2 separate regions of the Mus musculus genome follow, and region 2 is linked to region 1. The links are chromatin loops, found by intact Hi-C in ENCODE. Cell type or tissue: heart. All regions are shown on one strand. Links, peaks and the distances in the headings refer to the core of each region. The heading gives the core; the rest is flanking DNA.

Region 1 (10,144 bases), core at 1,528-9,527:
CTGACCACACATTTTCACTTGCAAATGTTCACTGCAATGAGTCATTGGTCTGATTTGACCAATCTCTGGTTTCTGTGACTCCATCAACATTGGATCCTTCTGGGGACTCCTCTCTATTAACCTATTGTTACCCTGTTGTCATGGAGACCCTGCAGCTTTGGATCAGCAGGACCAGCCTTTCATGTGTGCCAACAGTTCACAGATGATGTAGATTTTGTGGTGGGCCAACTCAAAGCCCTGGCTCTCGGGGGTAGCTGAGCTTGTCAGCATGCAGACTTTCCCTTATCTGCACCACCAGGGTGAACTCTCCAGTACTGCTCCAGCTAGGCCACCCAAGACTGCCATTGTCAGGAAGCAGAGTAAGCATCCCCATTCTCATGCCCTCCTGGCTGGCTCACCAGTGCCTTTGCCTCCAGGGCAGCTCTATTGTGCTACAGCCTGTGCATAGACAACTTTCTCCTGAGTGCTATACCCAGTGAGGGGCGTGGCTAGTTCTCTTGCTCTCATGACCAGGTCTCTCTGCTACCACTGGTGAGAAGGAGCAAGCAGGGAGGGAGGACATTATCCCCACCCCCAACACCACCTCATGGCAGATGAGTGGTGGAGTCAGCTTTCCTGCACTTATGCCCCATGGGTCTGACTCACCTGAGCCCCCTCCACCAGGGCCAGCTCACTGTGCTATTCAGGCGAGGTGCATAGCTCACTTTCCCAAGTGCTGCAACCAACAAGAGGGGAGGGCCAGCTTACCTTCTTTCATGACCCCTGGGCCAGCTTTCCCAACTGCTGGAGGTGGAGAGCAATGAGGGGAGAGGCATCACCTCCATGCACATGCCACCCCATGGCAATGAGGGGCAGGGTCAGCTCTCCTGCTCTTAAACCCTCGGGGTCAGCTCATCTACTGCCCTTGAGGCCTGGACCAGCTCTACTATGCTTCCTAATTGAGGGGCAGCGTCTGCTCTCCCAAATCCTGCCACGGGGAGAGGTGGAGCCAGCTCTCCAGAGCACCAAAGCCAGTGAGGGGCAGGAACAGTTCTGTACAAGTCCCTGAACATCCCCATGTAGTCCCAGTCAGTTGCCAAACCGGGTACATCTCCATGTTCTCTAGTGATAATATGATCCTCATACAACGACACCAACCTCTGCCGATGAGTAGCCATGGATCTAGACATGGCCCTCAGTGGCAGTTTGGCCTGGAACCTCACCACGGCTCCAGTGGTGTGGCTGGCCACTTACAACAGGCTACTCCTCTCTACTCTCAAGTCTCCAGTTTGGTCACTATTCATAATGCTTAAACTATTCCTCTTCTCTTTTTTTTCCCATCTATCCATCATATACTTGCACATTGTAGTGGCTCCTGCTGCAGGCAGACACCCTCTGGGTGACCTCCTCTGTCTGACCCACATGGTGTGGTTGCAAGAGGATCTCTAGGAGTGTACAACCCTCCCAAGCCATGCAGCAGCAGGCAAGTCTCAGGGTGTCTTTTCTTGTCTTCACTGCATGGCATGGGAGTCAGCAGGCTCTAATTCTTTTTATGAAGCTGTTGTTGCCCTGGTATCAAAACAACACAAAAACCCAACACAAAGGAAAATACTAACCAACTATCCTCTACAAACATGCAAATATCCTCTATGAAATTCTCAATAAAATCTTAACAATTCAAATTCAAGACACACTGAAAACATGACCTACCATGATCAAGTTGGCTTCATCCTGTGAATACAGGGAAGGCTCAACATAAATAAATCCATAAATATAATTCTATCACAAAGACTAAAAGCCACATGATCCTCTCACTAGACACTTGAAAGGCCAGCAGCAAAACGCAACTTTCCTTCCTGATAAAAGTCCTGGAGAGACTAGGGATACAGGGATTTATAGCACACTCTCTAGGGCTTGAGTAACATTGCAGAAGATGCCGTGAGAAGAATGTAGGAGCCAGAAGACAGGGAGAGAGGAAGCCGTTGTCTACAGTTTTGCACCCACTGCTGAGTCCAACAGGCTGCAATGGATAGCCAAATCCATGTCACTGAGACATCCCTGGTTGCAAAATGTAGACAAGAATATGAGAATTGTATTTGTGGGGACTTGCAAGGGTAGCTGAGGGGAATTGAAGAGAGGGCAGAGGATGAGAGTATTCCTCATGCATTATATACGCGAAGGAAGCTGTCAAGGGACATCTTTAATTAATAAAAAATAAGAGAAATACTATATGAAATCTACTTTTATGCCCACAAATGTTAGGATCCACCCAACTTGCTCGGAGTGATCCAATTCAAAATACATCTTGTTCTTTGCATAAAGTGGAACAGATTACTTATTTATTTTTATTTGGGGAACAAAAATGCTACCTTCCATAAGGCCAGTTCTACTGTGGTGTATGATTTTTTTTTGTCAGAAAAATTCATTTTCAGAATTATTTCATACTGTTCTATGATTAAATGACTCTCAGACCAGTATGGTGTCCTATAGAAAGATGGGTATCAGACACGTAAACCCCCCCCCCATCTTATCATGCTTAGCTATATGGAACACAGAGAGAAAGAAAGCCAATGTTTTTTAATAAAAGTTCAAAATGCACCAGAAAAAAAGCAAGACAGTCTTTTATTCTATCTGCAGCCTGAAGTATTTTCCTGCAGTAGTTTCAGATTTTTAAGTTAAGTTTTCTGAATCATTTTGAGTTGATTTTTGTGTAGCTGAGATGGGACTCACTCAGTTTTTCTTTACAACTATTTTGCCTAAGAGAGGATAAAGAACCTAAGACAAAATGGATACATCAATTAGCTTCTTGATAGACCCATGCAGAAGACGAACCCTAAAGTCTCAGTGGCTTGCATAGTCAAGGTTATCTGGCAAGTTAAAGAAGAAGGGGAGAGGGAGGGAAGGGGAGGGGGAGAAGGGGAGAGGAGGAGAGGGGGAAGGAAAGGGGGAGGGAGAGAGAGGGAGAGAGAAAGACAATGGTGGTCGGACATGGGGTGGAATTGGGGGGTGCGGTCTTGGCAGGGGGCCGTCTTCCAACCCTTCTATCAGGGACCAAGCTCCTCCATACTCCTAGCAATACTTTTCCCTACCAGAAGATCCTGCAAGGGTTCACCAGCTGCAGCAGGGTTTTCACCTGGAGGTGCTGCCTCCTTGTGTCAGAAAGCCTCCATGGCTAGAGAGACTGAGGTGGCACAGAGCAGAGCCAGCTTGCAGTCACTGTGTAAGACAGCAGGTGGAACTCAGGACCCTCCCAGGAAGCCCTTTAGCAGCAATGGAACAGGAATCTTTGCTGAGGAAAATCAGTCATTTTCCTATTTTCTTACGTTTATTCCCAGCATGAAGCCTCCTTTTTAGATGGACTACCCTGGCCACCCTGTATGCCTCATACAATGTTGATAGTATGTGAAAGACCTTTGGGTTCTCTAACACAAAAACTAAATGCCATTATGCCTATTTTAAAAGGACTTTCTTCTCCATCTTTATCCCTGCACATCTTATAATTTTGGTGGAAATTTTGGGTGGAAAGTTTTGTGGGTGGGTTGTGTCCCCCTCCCTTCACTGAAAGTCCTTCCTGGTCACAGGAGTGGCCATTTCAGCCTCCATACCCCCACTACTGCTAGGAGTATCAGCTAGGGTCACCCCCATATCCTCTCAGGAGCCTTTCCTGTTCTAGGTCTCCAGCTTGTCCCAGAGGTGACTTCTTCCCACTGATTCCTCTTCTCTCTCCCATCCCTCTCACCCCCTACACCTGCTCTCCTCGTACCTGATCCCCACCTCTGTTACTCTCTCCATCCAGTTCCCTCTCTCCATCCACTGCTGATGTCTATTTTATTTCCCCTTCTGGGTCTTTGGATTGTAGCATGGTTATCCTGTACTTCATGACTAATATCCACTTAAAAGTGAGTTCATACCATGCATGCCTTTCTGGGTCTGGGTTACACCCACTCATAATATTTTCTAGTCCCATCCATTTGCCTGAAATTTTTATGATATCCTTGTTTTTAATAGCTGAGTAGTATTCCACTGTGTAAATGTATCACATTTTCTTTGTCCATTCTTTGGTTAAGGGACATCTGGGTTGTATCCAGTTTCTGACTATTATGAATAAAACTCCTATGAACATAGTTGAGCGAGTGTCCTTATGGGATGGTAGAGCATCTTTTGGGTATATGCCCAGGGGTGGTATAGCTGGGTCTTGAGGTAGAACTACTCCCAATTTTCTTCAGGAATAGCCAATAAGTAACTGATCCAACGTGAGACCCACTGTGTGGAAGAAAGCCAAGCCCTGACACTACTGATGATACTGTGCTATGCTTGCAGACAGGAGCCTAGCTAGCACAGCTGCCATCTGAGAGGCTTCATTTAGCTGCAGATGGAAATAGATGCAGAGATCCAGAGCCAAACATTAGGTAGGGCTCAGGGAGTCTTGTGGAAGAGTCCAGGGAAAGACTGAGGAGTCGGAGGGGTTAAGGACAACGTAAGAAGACCTATAGAGCGAACTAACCTGGGCCCATGGGAGCTCACAGAGATTGAACCACCAACCAAAGAGCACAAATTGGCTGGACCTAGATCCTCTATACATATGTATACATATGGTTGTGTTGTTGATTTTCCTCCTGCCTTGTCTTGTAGGACAGCTTTCCTGATTTTTGTTTTATAAGGATAGAGCCTCCCTGCAGTATCACTCTTAAGAAACTCGGTTTGTATCCAAACCAACTCCCAGAGACAGCTAAGCAGAGGACAGGAGCAAGCTGCTGTTACAAAATAGGTTTCATGATGGTGCCCACTCACGTTCTAGCACCTGAGTAATGGAAGCGAGAATGTTAGGGGATCTAAAGCAGTGACACACTGTCTTAAGTATAAAAATAATAGCTTCACAGTTGTATACTCTGAATATACCAAAAGCCAGAGAAAAGTTTACCTACCTCTCTGTTATTTAAAGACACATGGTCTGAGCACTCAAGGCCTATTTGTCCTCCATATTTTCCCACAAAATTGGAACAACCTGCGTTGTTGCTCTCAGGTTTCCCACAGAACACAGATGGTTGCGCTCCCTCCTTCAGGGCGTGCTCTGGGACCAGCTATCTCTCTACAGCATCTCCAGTCTCCTGGGGGAAATAACAACACTTTCCAGCAGCATCAAAAGAAGTATTGACATCCCGATGAAGACAGTGGGAAACAATACAAAGAATAAATGACTGTTGAATACCCACCTATAAATGGGATGTCTGTGTCAACCGCCACTCCTCAAGGCTCAGGAACCATCATGGAAGTGGGAAAGAAAAGAATGTAAGAGCCAGGGGATGGGGAGACACGCTATGGAATGGTGTCTTCTGTGTGTGACACGGCCATTGCCTTCACTGCAGCTATAGTTGCCCACACAAGATGGGGGAACATGGTCAATGAACATTCCAGCAGACAGCACTGATTGGAGGACACAGTGGTTACAAAGTCAAAAAGGGGGAGAACATGAGGGGGGAGAGAGATGATGATAAGTATACATGGTTACACATATATGAAACCATATAATAAGAGATATTATTTTTAAAAAAAGAAAAAGAAACAAGTTGAGAAAAGAGATTAATGTGAGGGGAAGGGACAAGAGAGATAAGAATAATATGATAAATATAATAAAAATCCCATGGCAAAATTTTAAAAGGGTCTACTTATTTTATAGAGTTCCTTTTCTCTTTTCTTTTCTTTCTTTTCCTTTCCTTTCCTTTTCCTTTTTCCTTTTTCCTTTTTCCTTCTTTTTCCTTTTTCCTCTCCTCTCCTCCCCTCTCCTCCCTTCCCCTCCCCTCCCCTTCCCTTCCCTTTCCTTTCCTTTTCTTTTTTCCTTCCTTCCTTCCTTGCTTTCCATTTCTTTTATTTTATTTTATTATTTATTTTATTATTTATTTATTTATTTATTTGTTTATTTATTTTTGGAGAAGCTTTTTTTCATTGAGTTAAGGGAACTAACTTTACCTGTTACCTTCTGCATCACCTTGTAAGATGAGTTGCTTTGATCTGCTGGCTAAGTAACTTGTGTGGGCCACTAGGGGGAACCCAGCTGGCAGAAAGAATTTGGCAGCTCTGTTCCGTGAACAGAAAAGGCTGTTCGTTCTTCAGGCTACTTTTAGTTAGCATATAATCTGGTCATCAAGTCGTTGGCAACCTGGAACCCTTCTAGAGAATGTGCTTAGCTTAATTTAATTACAATTGGAAACAAGTAATTTTACAAAGTCCAGACAAATGAGTCACTGTTGTTTATTTTTACTTCATGTATTTGAGTGTTTTGTCTACATATATGTAAACATACCGTGTGAGCGCCTGTGTCTCCTGGACTCCAGGAAACGGTCTCAGATCCTTCTGGAACTGGAGTTACAGACAGCTGTAAACTGCCATGTGTATGCTGAGAACTGAACTCAGGTCCTCCAAATGATTGGTATGCATTTCTTTAATTTACATTTATTATTATTATTTTAATGGCAGATGCATTCCTAGTGCTGACAAAAGACAGAAGAGGGAGTTGGATCCCCTGGAACTGGAGTTACAGATGGTTGTGAAAGATCACATGGATTCTAGGAATGAAACCCAGGTCCTCTGGGAGATGACCTCTTAACCACTCTTAACCAATCTTAATCCAGTGCTCTTAACCACTGAGCTATCTCCCCAGCTCCTCATAATTATTTCAGTTGATCACTTAAGATTCTTAAGCCCTAATGTTGTGTGACTGTCATTTATTCACATTATGTCAAAAAAAAAATCCACATAACAGATCCGACAGCATCACCAAAGGCTCAGATTCTTCTTAAATCCTCAGCTTTAGACTGTTATTTATTTGTCGCCAGTATTATCACGGTACACAGATCAAAGCTGCAGCCTGTGACAGCTCTGTCTCTAGCCCTTATTGAATGTCCCGTAGTGCCTTTTACAGATTGAAAAATAGTCAAAGAATAGCTGAAAAACAGGCTCTAATTTTATGTGGTTTTTGTACCATGACTTAAATGATCACTGTTTTTATTGTGGGTCTTACACATGAAGTAAATGTAACTGTCTGCTTCTGCATTGTATGATGCTATATTTCACAAAGCACTCTGACAGGAGCCAGACGTGTGCACATCACCCCTCCCCATGCTGGGAGGCTGAGGATGGTGATCTCAAGCTTAAGGATGATATGAGACTCTATTCTAAAACAAAATAAAATCAATAACCGTGTCACCCCAAAAGCATCCTGTTAAACTGAGTGCATTGTTCAAATGAGATTTAAGGTTTTGCTCTGGAAATTGAATTGTTTATTCCCAAAAGTAATAGTAGAAATACTGTGAGCCTTAGTCTAATGACTTGAAGGCATAAACGATGAGGTCTTTTCCTTTTAGATGGAATCTTGCTACATATCCCAAGCTGACCTGGAGCTGATGGTTTAGTGCTAAGGTTACAGGTGTGCGCTGAGCTCACTTCGGTTTCCCAAATCCCAGCATGCACTGCGTGACGAGCTCCCTCTGTCAGTCTTTGAGATGCTGTGTAGTGATTCACGTTGCAGTGGAGACACTGCTGTCTGGTTCTCCTGACTCCTTTGTATTAAGTCCATGCAGATAGCAGTCCATGGGCAGTACCAACTGAATTCCACAGAATTATAAAATCAGGAAAGAAGTTGTATTTATCCTCAAAGCTGAGAAGTGTGAGCTTTTGGATAAGTATAGGTTTAAATATGGAAAGGATCAGCTGTCTAGTTTTATCTATCCAGCCTACTGAAAGGAGCAATATATTTGTAGATATTTAAGGAAGAGCCGAAGGTTCAATTCATTGATGCATGCTTTTGATGCTTCTAATAATAGATATTTACTATCTCTACACTCAAAAGGACCTGAAGGTTGGCAAGTGGCTCAGTATCTAAAGGTCTTATCACCCATGCTTGACAGCCTCAACATCCACTTAAAGGTGGAAGGAGAGAACCAACTCCCACACATTATCTTCTGACACCTCCACACCTCTGTTTTACATCATGAGCTTCTGTACACACACACACACACACACACACACACACACACAGAGTGTGGGGAGAATAAAGTAAATTTAAAATTTAGAACTTGATTAGATTTATAACATTTACTTTGGTCTAAAAGTTTGGTCTAAAAAGTTTATTAAGTCAACCACTTACTTCCAAAAGACTCTTTCCATCATGTTTCATGCTGTCACCGGTCTGACTTGTTAACTGATTTCAATCACCTCAGACAGTTTGGGATCATTCTCTCATAGGCTCAAACTGTAAGTTATTTAATCAGTCCCTTAGTAGTTAGCAATAAATCGATTTTGCTAATATAAATGATTTCACTGAATATCTGTATTGATTTCACCTTTTTGTATTTTGCACTGATCCAAGTGTGGGTCATAAAGGCTTCTATGCATATTTAACTAGAATTTCTTTCCTTCTGAGTGTTAAAATGGAGAGAGTGGGCGTAGGCAGAAGACTGATATCCTTCATTTTGCCACAAATACTTTATTTTTGTTTACGTAGGTCTTCTCCAATAGTTTTTCCAAAAATTATGTTTTTCCTACATTAAATCTTTACACACTTCTTTTTAGAGTTATTTTAGGTTCTTTTTTAATAAATAAAAATAAAATTATATTCTGTTTGTCATTCATATACAAATAAATTAAAGCTATGGTATTAAAGATAAAGCTAATATTTGTATCTTTCATTTACATTGGTTACTTTAGTATATATTCTCAATGATTTAAATAGATATGCAAATTGTTAGACTGAATATGTAAATTACTTGGTATTTCCCTTGTGGGATTCATATCATTGACAACTAATAGTTTCTTTTTTTAATTTTTAAAGATTTAGTTATTGTATTATTTTATGTGCATGAGTTTTTTGCCTGCATGTGCACACATGCACCACTTGCATACCCGGTGCCATTGGAGGCTGGACAAGGATGTCAGATCTTCTGGGATTAGAATTATAGACAGTTGTGAGCTGTCATGTGGGTGCTTGGAATTGAACCTGGGTCCTCTTCAAGAGCAACAATTGATCTTAAGCTCTGAGCCAACTCTCCAGCCTCCCCCCACACCTCCCCCTTTAACATTTTATCTTTTTAAACTATTGCTTTTTTTTTATCATATTGAGCTGGCAGAAAGGTGTACTATACACCCCTCCTGAACAAATGAACAAAATTAAAACTCCCTAAAACAGACAAACTCGGAGTGCCGCCAGCATGGGAGACTGTGTGCTTGGCATTTGTTTTTATTTGAGAGCAAGTCTTACCTTGTAGTTCAGGCTGGCCTTGGTCTAGCATGTGCTATGGAGCTCAGGCTGGCTTTGGCCTTGTATACTGTGTCTCCAAGGCTGGCCTTGAATGAGCAGCAGTCTTCCCACCTCAGTCTCTTGAGCACCAGGATTATTTGCCACCCCTGGTGTTGTATTGGCATTCTATAGTCAAGAACAGAGTAGAGAGTACAGTAGAGGTTTTAGTTACACATTCACTACAATTATTAAGAAAACAGTAAAGTACTGTAATCTAAAAATGACTTTAACAAGAAATATGCATTACTTTCATGTAGGAAAAAACACATCTGGGAAAGAACTATTTGAGAAGCCCTAGCTGAAGAGAAAGACAATATATGTTCTTTTCCCATCAGTATACTAAGAACCAAGAACCAGGCTGTTACCATGCACTGGGTCTCCTACCATGGTGACCTTGGACTGCCAGTCTCCATAACTTTGAAAATGAACTTTTAGAGACAATTCACAGATGAAATGAAATGATGGATATGTTTGAGTACATTAATATAGTATATGTTTGAATATATTGAGTATCTTGACATTGCTTATTAAAGTATGCATGAAAAGAAGAAAAAAAAACTTCAAACAAGGAGAATATGTCCACAACATTAAGCTATGACAATGAAAAAAATATAGGAAAATGATGTGGAAACTTAAGGGTTCTTTGGAAAGTTGATTGGATGGTGTTTTGCTGGGGCAAACATGTGAAGGAATGTTTTCCTGGAATGGACAAAGATGAAAGACTAAGGCAGACTTGTGAAGCAGACACAGAAGAAAGGATGTTTTGCTAAAGCAAGCACATGAAAGGACACGTGATGAAGGATTCTTTGTTAATGACACCCATGTATTGGTCTGCCTTACATTGCATAGCTGAGCTGCATTTGTCGGGCCTCC
Region 2 (10,144 bases), core at 1,198-9,197, 68 kb after region 1:
TTATTCTACCACTAATGTAAATTGACTCATTTTAATTAAAAATAATTATTGTAGGACAGGCAAAAACTGGACAGAATGGGTTTCATTAGGACATAGGTTTTCTTTTTGTTTTTGGTGTTTTTTTTTTTTTTTTTAGCGTTGCTGCAACTAAATTCACAGATTTTTTTTTCAAAATTCTAAAAATGAGTTTCCTCACAATTTCAAGAGCTTAATAAATACAGGAAAAAATATGAAACAAATCTTTTAAATTCTATGAGGCTTAACAGCTTGTATTTGGAATGAACAGAAATTAATAATTAAATAATTTGCATATAATGCTTCACCTGGAATGTTTCACAACAAAAACACTACTCTCAAACCAGTTCTCATATCAGCAAATGATTAAAATGTCTTTTTGAAAGCCATTTTACTATCAAGTGTCTACCTGACAAACCAAGCAAAAGATAAAAATAGAATAAGAAACAATCCCCTAAATAAATACTAAACAAGACATACAAATAACACTTAGAACAAAGACTTGATTTTTAAGATACCAGTGCTCATTCTATTTCTTTACGTTTACTAAACAAATCCTCTGTACATTATATAGACTCAATTTTAAAGTGACAGGAATTTATTTTCAAAAAATAGAACATGCCTGACACATTATAAGTTATTCAATAAATACTTGTTGCATGAACAAACTTGGATCCAAATTTTTAGAAATATTGAATTTGGATGCTCAAGTGGTAAAGGTAAGCTCTATAAATACGGTGCATAACCCAATTTTACAGTTTTAATGTACAGCTTTAAATTAAATATTTTACAGAGAAAACAAAAGAGATTTAAAAAATCTAACCCAGAGGACAGGTCTGAAGAGACTTTTGTGACAGTCATTACATGTCATGACCTCCAAGTGTCCGGCATCCTAAGCTCACTAGAACTATCTTTAAGGCTCAGTTCAAAAAAGAAAAACATTTTCAACTTATATGACTATAATAATGCCATTGCCTGACTGGCTATGTGCACAAAGGGCATTCAAGAAAAGTCATCTGGCCAGGTACGGTGGCCCCTACTTGTAATCTCAACACTCAGAAGGCAGAGGCAGAAGGATCACTTTGAGTTGGAGGAGCCTGGTCTATATAACAAATTCCAGGCCGACAAGAAACACACAGGGAGACTTTGTCTCAACACAAAAGAGAATCTCATTGGATGATTGAAGCATACTTTGTGAATTGTTCAATTGTCCTTAAAGGAACTTTCTAAATTGTTCACTTTAATATTCCTTAATTTGACATGGTCACCATTACCATGTAAAAGGCTAAGGGTTGACTTTGATTTTAAAACATTTGCTAAGAAGAATCATGGAAAGATGTTAAGTGCTTTAAAGCACATTGGTGTAAATGGTTCTCTGAGATATTTAATAAATGAGATCAAGATAACAAAACTTCACAACATTATGCCTCTATACACTGTATGACAGATATACAACAAATTATAACTTAGCATCCCTGATCTTTAGAAGAATTAAGAGGTAGAAAACTTTACCTGGAAGATTCTATAGTGAAGCTAAGTTTTGAGAGCAAGTGCCTTGAGGATCAATCCATCAAGCAAATGGCTACATACCTAACACTAGGTAGCAATATTCTGAGAGAGCTGTATAAGGCAAGGATTTTAAAACTTTGTATATTTTCTAAGTGAAACAAACCAAATCAATTATTTAAAAACTGAAAGTCAAAGATCACAGATGAACAAAGTACTAACTTGCAGAACTGTGAAATATCCAAAAGATCATAGTGGATCTATGAATACTGTTCTCTACGGAAAAGAGTTTCAGGAAACCAAAGCATTCCATTGACACTTTAGAGGAAGACTTGTTAGTAAGAAGTGCTTTGAGCTGAAGAGCTGAGGAAATCAAATCCCTTCAGAAAAATTTATATGTATGTAAAAAAAAAAAAAACAAAAGAACTAAACACTCAAATTTTCAAGATACTTCTTGAATTTTAAACTAAATTAGCAATTAAAAAGGCATACCCTGCTTCACTGAAAAAAAAAATTACCTAATGTGACAAATAACAATACATGAATTGCATTAAAACAAGAGGCCAACAGTCTTTTAAAGCTTCAGGAAGCTGCTTCAGGCACCTTTTCCCCTTATACATTCTACTTTTATACACTAGAAATCGCAACAGGGCCATATTAATCCCTGTTTTAGATAACATTCTCAAGGGACATACTTCTCCCCGTAAAATTGCTTTCAATATACTTGTAAGTAGTTAGATACACTTATAAAGTCTACCAAATTGCAATATAAAAAGTTTTGACAATTCTGAGTATCTTCATTTGATGGATCAATTCAGAATTTAGAAACTACTAACTCATTCAAAGTTATTAAAAGGAATCAACTACTGGAGACATTGTGGTATATGTCCAGTGGCCCTCCACAAGGCTTTCCACATTACCTAAAATATGATGTTTTCTTCTATAAGCTAAAGCCACTAGGTGCTGGTTTATAATATAATCCAGTCTTCGGGTTAGCATCCCAAGTGGCCAAAACCACCTTATTCCGACCCCCAGTAGAAAGAGGGCATGCCACTAGTGTAGACACACATCTGTAAACTTGCACACTGATTTTAATCTTAACAAGGAATTTCAGTGTCAGTCATACTAGTTTAGGATAAAAGGATGGTCCAAGCATTGTGTTCTATTCTGTAGGGTTATGAATAGCTTATTGGAAAACCCAGAGCCTTCTGGATCTGTGAGGTAGTAGGCTCCCACTCTTATGAATAGATCACACCTCTCCAAAGTTGGTATGGCCTGTCTCCCTGGCATGGTCCCTTGCTTCTGCTTGTCCGGTTAGGCCCTTCTGACAGATCATGCATCTCAGGGTGAAGCGGTTTACATCAGTGAACTGTCTCTTTCTTCTAGCTTCATCAGCTAATTCCAGTGCTTGTACAAGAACAATATCATCATTTGAGGAGAAAATGGTCAGAGGAGGGGTATCTGGATCAGGGAAGTTACGCTGAAGCGGATCGTAGTGAATGCCATCGTAGATAAGCAGAACTCTTTTGGTATATCCTGCATCTTCCCCAAAACGATCAATTCTGACTGTCTGTGTATCTACTACACATATTTCACATTGGTAAAACTTAGACAGGATTGAGATCTCGATTGCCCCCCCCCACGTATCATCCCTTCTGATCCAATCACAGTAGTCTTCGTTTGTCTTTCCCAGTATCGCCTCACTATACAAGACTGGATCACTTGCTACAATTTGTGCTATGAGGCGTCTCATCTCAGGGGCACAAGCTGGATTCAAGACTCCTCCTTCCACGACATAGTACACACTGGTAAAGAGGCAAGAGTTGTCTGCTGGGACTGCGGTTCTGGTAAGCACAGGCAGAGCTTCCCTGACATAACTAGGAGCACCATATTTTGAAAACGCAGGTGAAGCTTTTGGTCTGGTTTGGTCTTCTTCAACAATCAGCATGTCACCTGTCAAAAATAAAACAAATCCAGAACTGCAGAGAAATTATAGATTGGGTGTTTATTAGCCAACTCAGAAAATTAGAAAGCAAAGGAGTTAAAAGTATAAAGCGGGTTACCAAGGAGAACACAACTTTGTAAACAAGAGGCCAGTAACTCTCTAAGTTTGTTTGTGTTTAGTTCAGTGTCTTCAGAAAGAGGCAAACAGAACAAAATGCTCCGCGCTGCATTTCAACTTAAAAACCAAATCTTTCAGATGTTCTCCACAGACTAGGTAGGTCACTGGGGTGTTCTTTGCACTTCGCATGCCTATACCATCTGACAGCTCGATTCGAGGGGCCTTGCCACAAAATGGAAAAAGCTTTGAATGGTCAACACTGACGTTCAAGTTCTAAACCTGGGAACAAGTAACTGCTGTTGGTTAATTCTACAGCAATAAACACAACGTCCAAGTGTGTGTGTGTGTGTGTGTGTGTGTGTATGTATGTATGTATGTATGTATATATATATATATATATATATATATATATATATATATATATATATATATATATATGAGACACAAGATAAAAAGAAATTAACACACAGGGAAAACGAAAAATTGGTATCTCAACCGCTGACCTGCTGATCGGGATAGGGAAAAAGAACCATCCCGTCAGGGAACAAGGGTCCTGCTGTCCTTTGGGAAAGCAGAGGAAACAAATGACCTGGAAGCAGGCTTGGGGAACAGGGGACTTCAAGACTCCAGCCTTGTCTCTAAATCACAAGTAAAGGACTTGACACCTGCCCCGGCCTTCCCGGAGTTCTGGTCCTCGAAGCCCCTAGCTGTCACATCGGCACTCTGCCTTACTAGCTTCACTCTTCTCCCCTCCACGTCCTCCAAGACTTCCCCGGCCCCGGCCGGTGCCCGTACCTGACTGGATGGGCAGGTCCCCAAGAGTGATGTCCCGGTCGCTGAGATCCAGGCACTCGGGCGGGTAGCCAACGAGGATTCGCTGACTGCCGGGAGCGATGCCGGTGATAGCGGCGATTTGGCCCTGCAGCTCCCGTAAGCGGGTCCGGCTGGAAAGACCCTGCAAAAGGTGGGTGCCACCCTTGGCCTTGCAGCGGACCCGCCACATAGTGTCGGCCGGCCGGCCTCCTGCGGGGCCAGCCTTGGTCCCAGCCTCAGACTGGGGGACAGCGCCGGAGTAACCAGCGGGGGGGACCCCAAAATGGCCGCCTTTGGCGCCTCCAAACATCGCGAGAGGTGGCCGCTGGGGCGCTTCTCGCGACACCTCGGTGGGGGGTGGGGGGGACTCGGCCTCGGTCCTTCCAAAAACGGCGCGGGCTCTTAAAGTGGCAAGGGCGGCCGCGGGTGAGGGTTGGGGGTCGGCCGGCTCTCCCGAGCGCTCCGGTGAGGCGAGCTTCGCGTCGGCAGCATTTATGCTCCAGGGAGGAGGGCGGGGAAGGAGTTCCCGAGTCTAGCAGAGCAGAATGTCACCTTGCAGGGAGGTCGCCAATGATGAAAGCAGCCTCCCAAACACCAGGCAGAGCCGACTCATCGTCGGGAAGGTAAACAAATGCCAAGAGAGGTCAGAAGGACCCACCAAACAGTCACGCCGCTGGCGGGGTTCGTGGCTGCGCCGAACTGATTCATTGAGGCCAAGTGGACGGGACGAGCGGGGAGTCCCGTGAGACGAACTTGAAAGCGTCCATCTGCCACCTCAGAAAGACTGTATGAGGTCAGCAGCCGTGCCTGGGGCGATCGCCTCACTCCCGCGGTTGGTGGCAGGGCTCAAGAGGACTCACTCTTGGTCATCAGGATTCCAGTCCGATTCCTCGTATCCCAGTAGGAAGACACTTCATCATGGCAACGCAGTCCTCGCGGTGGCCGAGAGACAGAAGACAGACGGGCAGAGAGGAGACCTGACCAGATAGCTAGCCAGTTTCCAACTCTGTAGCCCGGGAGCCCGAGACTGCCTTGACCATAGTTCTAAAGGTGTGCAGTAAACGCCGAATAATGACAGTTCGTAGCACGCTGGAACTCGCCGCGGGGGTGTGAAACGCATATTTGGATTGTGTGGAAGATGACTTGACTCTCGGGTCAAGAAGGAAGGAGTGAAAACAGTTCTAGGGTCCCTCCCCCACCGTTTAGCCAAAGCAGCAAACAAGTCCCCCTCCCCACTCTGGACTGTCAAGCATTGTCAGGTACCAATGGTGTGCAGGGGGAGTGACTTTGAAAAGTAGTTCTGGGAGATATAAACCCCACTGCAACAGCCTCTACTGTGAATCAGTTACAGCGAATCTGTCCCTCTGTACCCTCACACCAGGAGCGGGTGCACTTCTCCTCCTCCTTGGCTCTTCCAGATGACCACAGATAATGTAGCCTGGGTCCAGGGATGGAGGGGGAAATCAAGGAACATGCTTTGGAGTCACCTGTCTGGTGAATGGGAGGCTCCCGGATCCATAGGCTCCAAGGATGCTGACCAGAAGTTGTAGTTAGTTAGCTCTTGCCTTCTGGTAGCCAGCAAGGCATCTTTACAAGCCGACCTCAACCTCCCAGAACCTAGTCTAGCTGGAGATTCAGGAACGAAGGCGTTAAGCCTCACTTTTCACCAGTCACTCCCACGCAAGATGTCAGCCAAACAGGTCTCGCGAGAATAAGGGAAGGGGGGGGGGGAAGGGAAGGCTTTTAATTCACCCCGCCTCCAGCTCCATTTGTTTCCAGGCAACAATGCCACCAAGCTCCCCTGGGCCGGCTGCTTTGCGAGCTGACAGCCTTAGGCTGTCACAGGTCCTCCCAGACCCCAGGAGCCCGCCCCCTGCCCTGCAGGTGCTTCATTGGTCCAGCGTGCCTCCAGGTGAGGGCTGACGCCAGCGTGGGCGGGGCCAAGCGCCCCACGTGACTCGCCCCAACCCCCGGAGCCCGGACTACTTCAGTCTGTCTGCCAGCTTTGGTACCCGGTGCTCCGGTGGCGACACTGGGTCTACAGCAGGGAGGACGAATAGGACAGGTCATAGGGTGAGCGGTAATTGAGCAGTCTGGACGCGGGGCTGGGGTGCTGCGCGGGCGCGGGGATGGTGCAGAGCGACAGTGCTTCGTGCTTTCGGGAAGTGTAGCTCCGGGTGACGCTCCTGGGCGTGCAGCCCTTCAGGGACACTGAGCCGCAGCTGCGGAGTGAGGACTGGAGAATTGGCTCTGTCAGGCCAGGAGCCGTGCACGGGTTTTCTTTTTTCTTTTCTTTTCTTTTTTTCCTTTTTTTAAATAGAATCTTTTGTCTTGAGCTCCTTGGCATCGGGGTTTGAGTAGTGAGTCCCAGTCCCTCTCACCCTAGTTGATATCAGGACGCAAGGCTTATTTTGCAGGTAACATTCCATAAGTCATTTACTTCCGCTGCGCCCTAGGGTATGGATAGGAAAGGGCAGGGAGGGTGGAGAACGTCAGAGAATGTAACATGCTAGGGCTATCACAGCTCCACTACAGTTCTTCCTTCCTAGAGTGTGCTTTCACCCCGTCCGTCCCTCTCACCAGTTTCCAAATTCATTCTCATTCTCTCCCTTCTCTCCCTGTCCCCCTCTTCCCCTCCCTCTCCTTCCCTCTTCCCCTCTCCTTTTTCTCCTTCCCTCTCTCTCTCCTTCCCTCTCTCCCTCTCCTTCCCTCCCTCCTTCTCCCCCCCCCCGCCCCCCCGCCGAGACTGAGTTTTTCCTTTGGATTGGGGTTGCTTTCTTGATCAAGTGCACTTCATCTCTCCGCATCTCCAGCGCTTCTGATTCCCACCTCTGTTCTGTCTGTATTCTTAAACTTAGAATGTGAGGGCAAGAAACTTGAACAAGGTACTTTGGTTATCTTCATTTGTCAATTCTGTAAAATAAGACGAAGTAATCATGCTAGGAAAATCTGCTTTATTAAGATTACTGGAAGGCTTGCTGGGTTTGAGATGTATGAGTGTGAACCAAGTCAGCAAAGAACTGCAAAGTTGGGGTGCAGCTGTATACGTGAGGAGTCAGGTTTGTGACACCCAAGAACAAGTGTTTGTGAAGTAGGAGCAAGAGGCTGGACCTGGATCTTGGTAGGGGCTTCTTCCCTTTGTCACACTAATTCTCTGCACCATTTTTAGGGATACCTTCCTTCCCTTCCTTCTATTTTATTATCTCTCCTTTCCCAGGTGCCTCCTGAAGAACTACCATGTCTGAGAATAGTACATTTTCCCCAGAAGACTGCAACAGCAGCTATAAACCCCACGCCTCAAATCTGCGAAGGGCAGGGAAGACATGCTGTGAGTTCTGGTAAAGAGTGACTGGCTGCGGATCCCTCGTGGGGTTTTTGTCCCAGAAATGTATTTGTATCCTAGACTCTTTTTCTCTGTGGGGGTGGGGAGTAATTCTTTGCATGGCAGTTTATGTTTTATTTATTTTGCGTTTGGATCTTAGCACAGAACCCTGACTTGCTGGGGACTTGCAGTGTAACCCAGGCTGCCCTCTGACTCATCATGCAAGTTTCCTCTTATAACCTCTTGAGTACAGATGTGTGAGACACATGGCATAGGACTTAAGACAGAGTCCACAGTGAGCAGTTCCCTGTCTCAAACTAGTAGGCTTAGTATCCTTGGGGCTTCTTGATGCTTTCATTAGGGGTATGTGGGAGCTAGAGCAAGTTATTTTATACATAGGATGGCCAAGTGTCAAGGTACGCAAGTAACCTGGGGCTGTCACTCTCAGTTCCTTTTATCTCTTGGACTGTGTTCTTGGAAGGCAACACTCATTGCATATATTGAAGGCAGAAGCCGGGCATGGTGGTCCCCACCCATAATTTAAGCCCTGGTGAGGTGGAGGCAGAGGATGAGGGGTTCAAGGGTGTGCACAACCACACATACTTAGTTCAGAGTAAGCCTGGGTTACTTGAGACCTGTCTTAAAAAACTAACCCAAGATGCAGGTGAGAGCCAGCCCTTGTCCTGTTCCTCCCTGCCCCGAGGGGAATGAGCTCTGACATGTGACTCAGTGTCGGGTGCTTGAAGTTCTTGCAGGGTTAGCTTTGGGGTTTTGCAGATTCTTTCACACAAGCATTTTAATATACAGAGATGGCAGAAATGGTGGCAGGGGACTCAAGCATCATTTCTTGTTCCCTGGACTCTACATTCCTAAGCAAGGCTGTACACTTCCCTAGAAGTCTGGGGACTTGGTCCTCTGGAAGGTTTCTGGAAACCTCAGGAGCCTTCTAGCACTCTTCTTTCTGGAACCCCCCTGGTCAGTTCTCCCTTTATGGAGAAGTGCTTATGTGTATGCGTAGGTAGAAGGAGGTGGTTAGTGTGAGATCTGACTGGTCAGTTATCTCAGAGCTGCATTATGGTGTCATGCACTTTCTTGTTATTTCATGCTCTTTTATCTGGCGTCCATGAGGCATATGCTGGATTGATGCAGTTAGAATACTGAGCTTGGCACATCTCTGTGGTTAGGGTCTCCTTTTCTTGCCAGGGCAAGAAGCTGCCACCTAAGGCAGACTGTCTCGTAAGTAAACTTACAGCATGATGCTTAATTATAGTCCCTTTGGTCTGACTTCCCGGGTTTGAATGGTGGTTTTGCTGTTTCCTAGCTAGCCCTTGAGCAATTTGCTTAACCTCTCTCTTCCTCAGTTTACCCTGTAAGGAAGCAAGCGTCCTTTCTCTGCCCTTTTACCTTCTCCTCTCCTTCCCTTCTTTCCTTTGACAGTGTCTCACTCTGTAACCCAGATGGGCATTAACTCGTCATTTTCTCGCCTTAGACCCAGAGTGCTAGGATTACAGGTGTCACTCTTACTCTTAACCTAGCTCACTGCATTATCAAGTGGAGACACTCTAGACTTCATAACAGAGTAAATCGTTCTCCCAGGAATGATGTAAGAAACAAATAAGTATATATAGACAAGTGCTGACATGAATGTTGGACATAGCTGCTGTCATTTTTCACAAGTGACTCTTTGTATTTACGTTTGAAACATTACATATAAACAGACTTACCATTTAAATGCTATTAGCATCTCCTAATTTAAGAGTCCTGTGAAGAGTCATCTTTTCAGTGTTCTGACCAGTTATTCTGATCTGGTGTCTCCCTCTTAAAAGGAGTGTGCTCAGGTACTAGCTATGTAGTCTAAAAGACAGCAAAGAAGGTTAAGAGTGGATTTCAGAAAGCCAGTTCATATCGTCAGCGCTTCTAGCTCTGCCTTGTTCTCAGCTAGCCACTCCTGCCTGCTTTCCTAATCCTTTCACAGCTCTTGGAGGGCTTTCAATTGCAGCATAATCTACTCTCATCCCTGCTCCGGACTCTGCTGGTTGTTTGTTTGTTTGTTTGTTTTATTTTTTTTATTTTTTTTATTTTTTTGTCTAGTCTAGTCTCTTTAAAACTGCTTTTTCTACCCAAGTAAAGGACTCTGAGTTGTCATTTCTGTACTCAGTTTTTCTTATGTCATGGCTCGCCCATGAGATTGTGAGATCCTTAGGAGAATACGGTTTGGTTTTCTCCGCTCTGCACAGAGACTTGGCAGTTTGATTCCTATAGACACCTTGTTCTCATCCCTCTTACTAAGGAGAGCGGATCCACTGGCGCCTTTTCTGTTTTGCTGCTGTGTCTTTTTTTTTTTTTAAGAACCTCACTCAGGGCAGGTATCTTCTAAATTGATAAACCCAGCCTCACCCTGTTTGCATTGTGTGGAAAAGGTGCCC

What was found. Hi-C counts contacts between places; a loop is a spot of excess contacts. Peaks named below come from ENCODE experiments on the same cell type or tissue, not always from the same donor. Only the 100,000 strongest peaks of a DNase experiment are listed, where the experiment ranks them.
Region 2: it touches region 1 in a loop (5-fold over the local background); 4 of 42 quality-filtered maps call a loop at or near these places.

What each region holds. Positions count from the first base shown.
Region 1 is chr1:130,780,195-130,790,338 of GRCm38, reverse strand. Gm28856 (predicted gene 28856) reads right to left here. Exons shown (of 4, transcript NR_151623.1): 3 at 9,233-9,397; 4 at 5,906-8,227. It also overlaps a transcript of Fcamr not described here. Among named protein-coding and RNA genes, the nearest start is that of Fcamr, 16 kb to the left of the region's middle. In heart, for the core only: CTCF peaks have their summits at 3,166 and 6,016 (motif pointing right); no DNase peak of the experiment used is centred there; H3K27me3 peaks cover 829 bases.
Region 2 is chr1:130,712,046-130,722,189 of GRCm38, reverse strand. Pfkfb2 (6-phosphofructo-2-kinase/fructose-2,6-biphosphatase 2) reads left to right here and starts at 6,369. Exons shown (of 15, transcript NM_008825.4): 1 at 6,369-6,469; 2 at 7,614-7,724. The coding sequence starts at 7,634. Yod1 (YOD1 deubiquitinase) reads right to left here and starts at 4,863. Exons shown (of 2, transcript NM_178691.4): 1 at 4,379-4,863; 2 at 117-3,474. The coding sequence starts at 4,706. The coding sequence ends at 2,771. In heart, for the core only: a CTCF peak has its summit at 4,311; DNase peaks (open chromatin) are centred at 4,699 and 6,299; H3K4me3 peaks cover 3,961 bases; H3K27ac peaks cover 2,957 bases; H3K27me3 peaks cover 489 bases.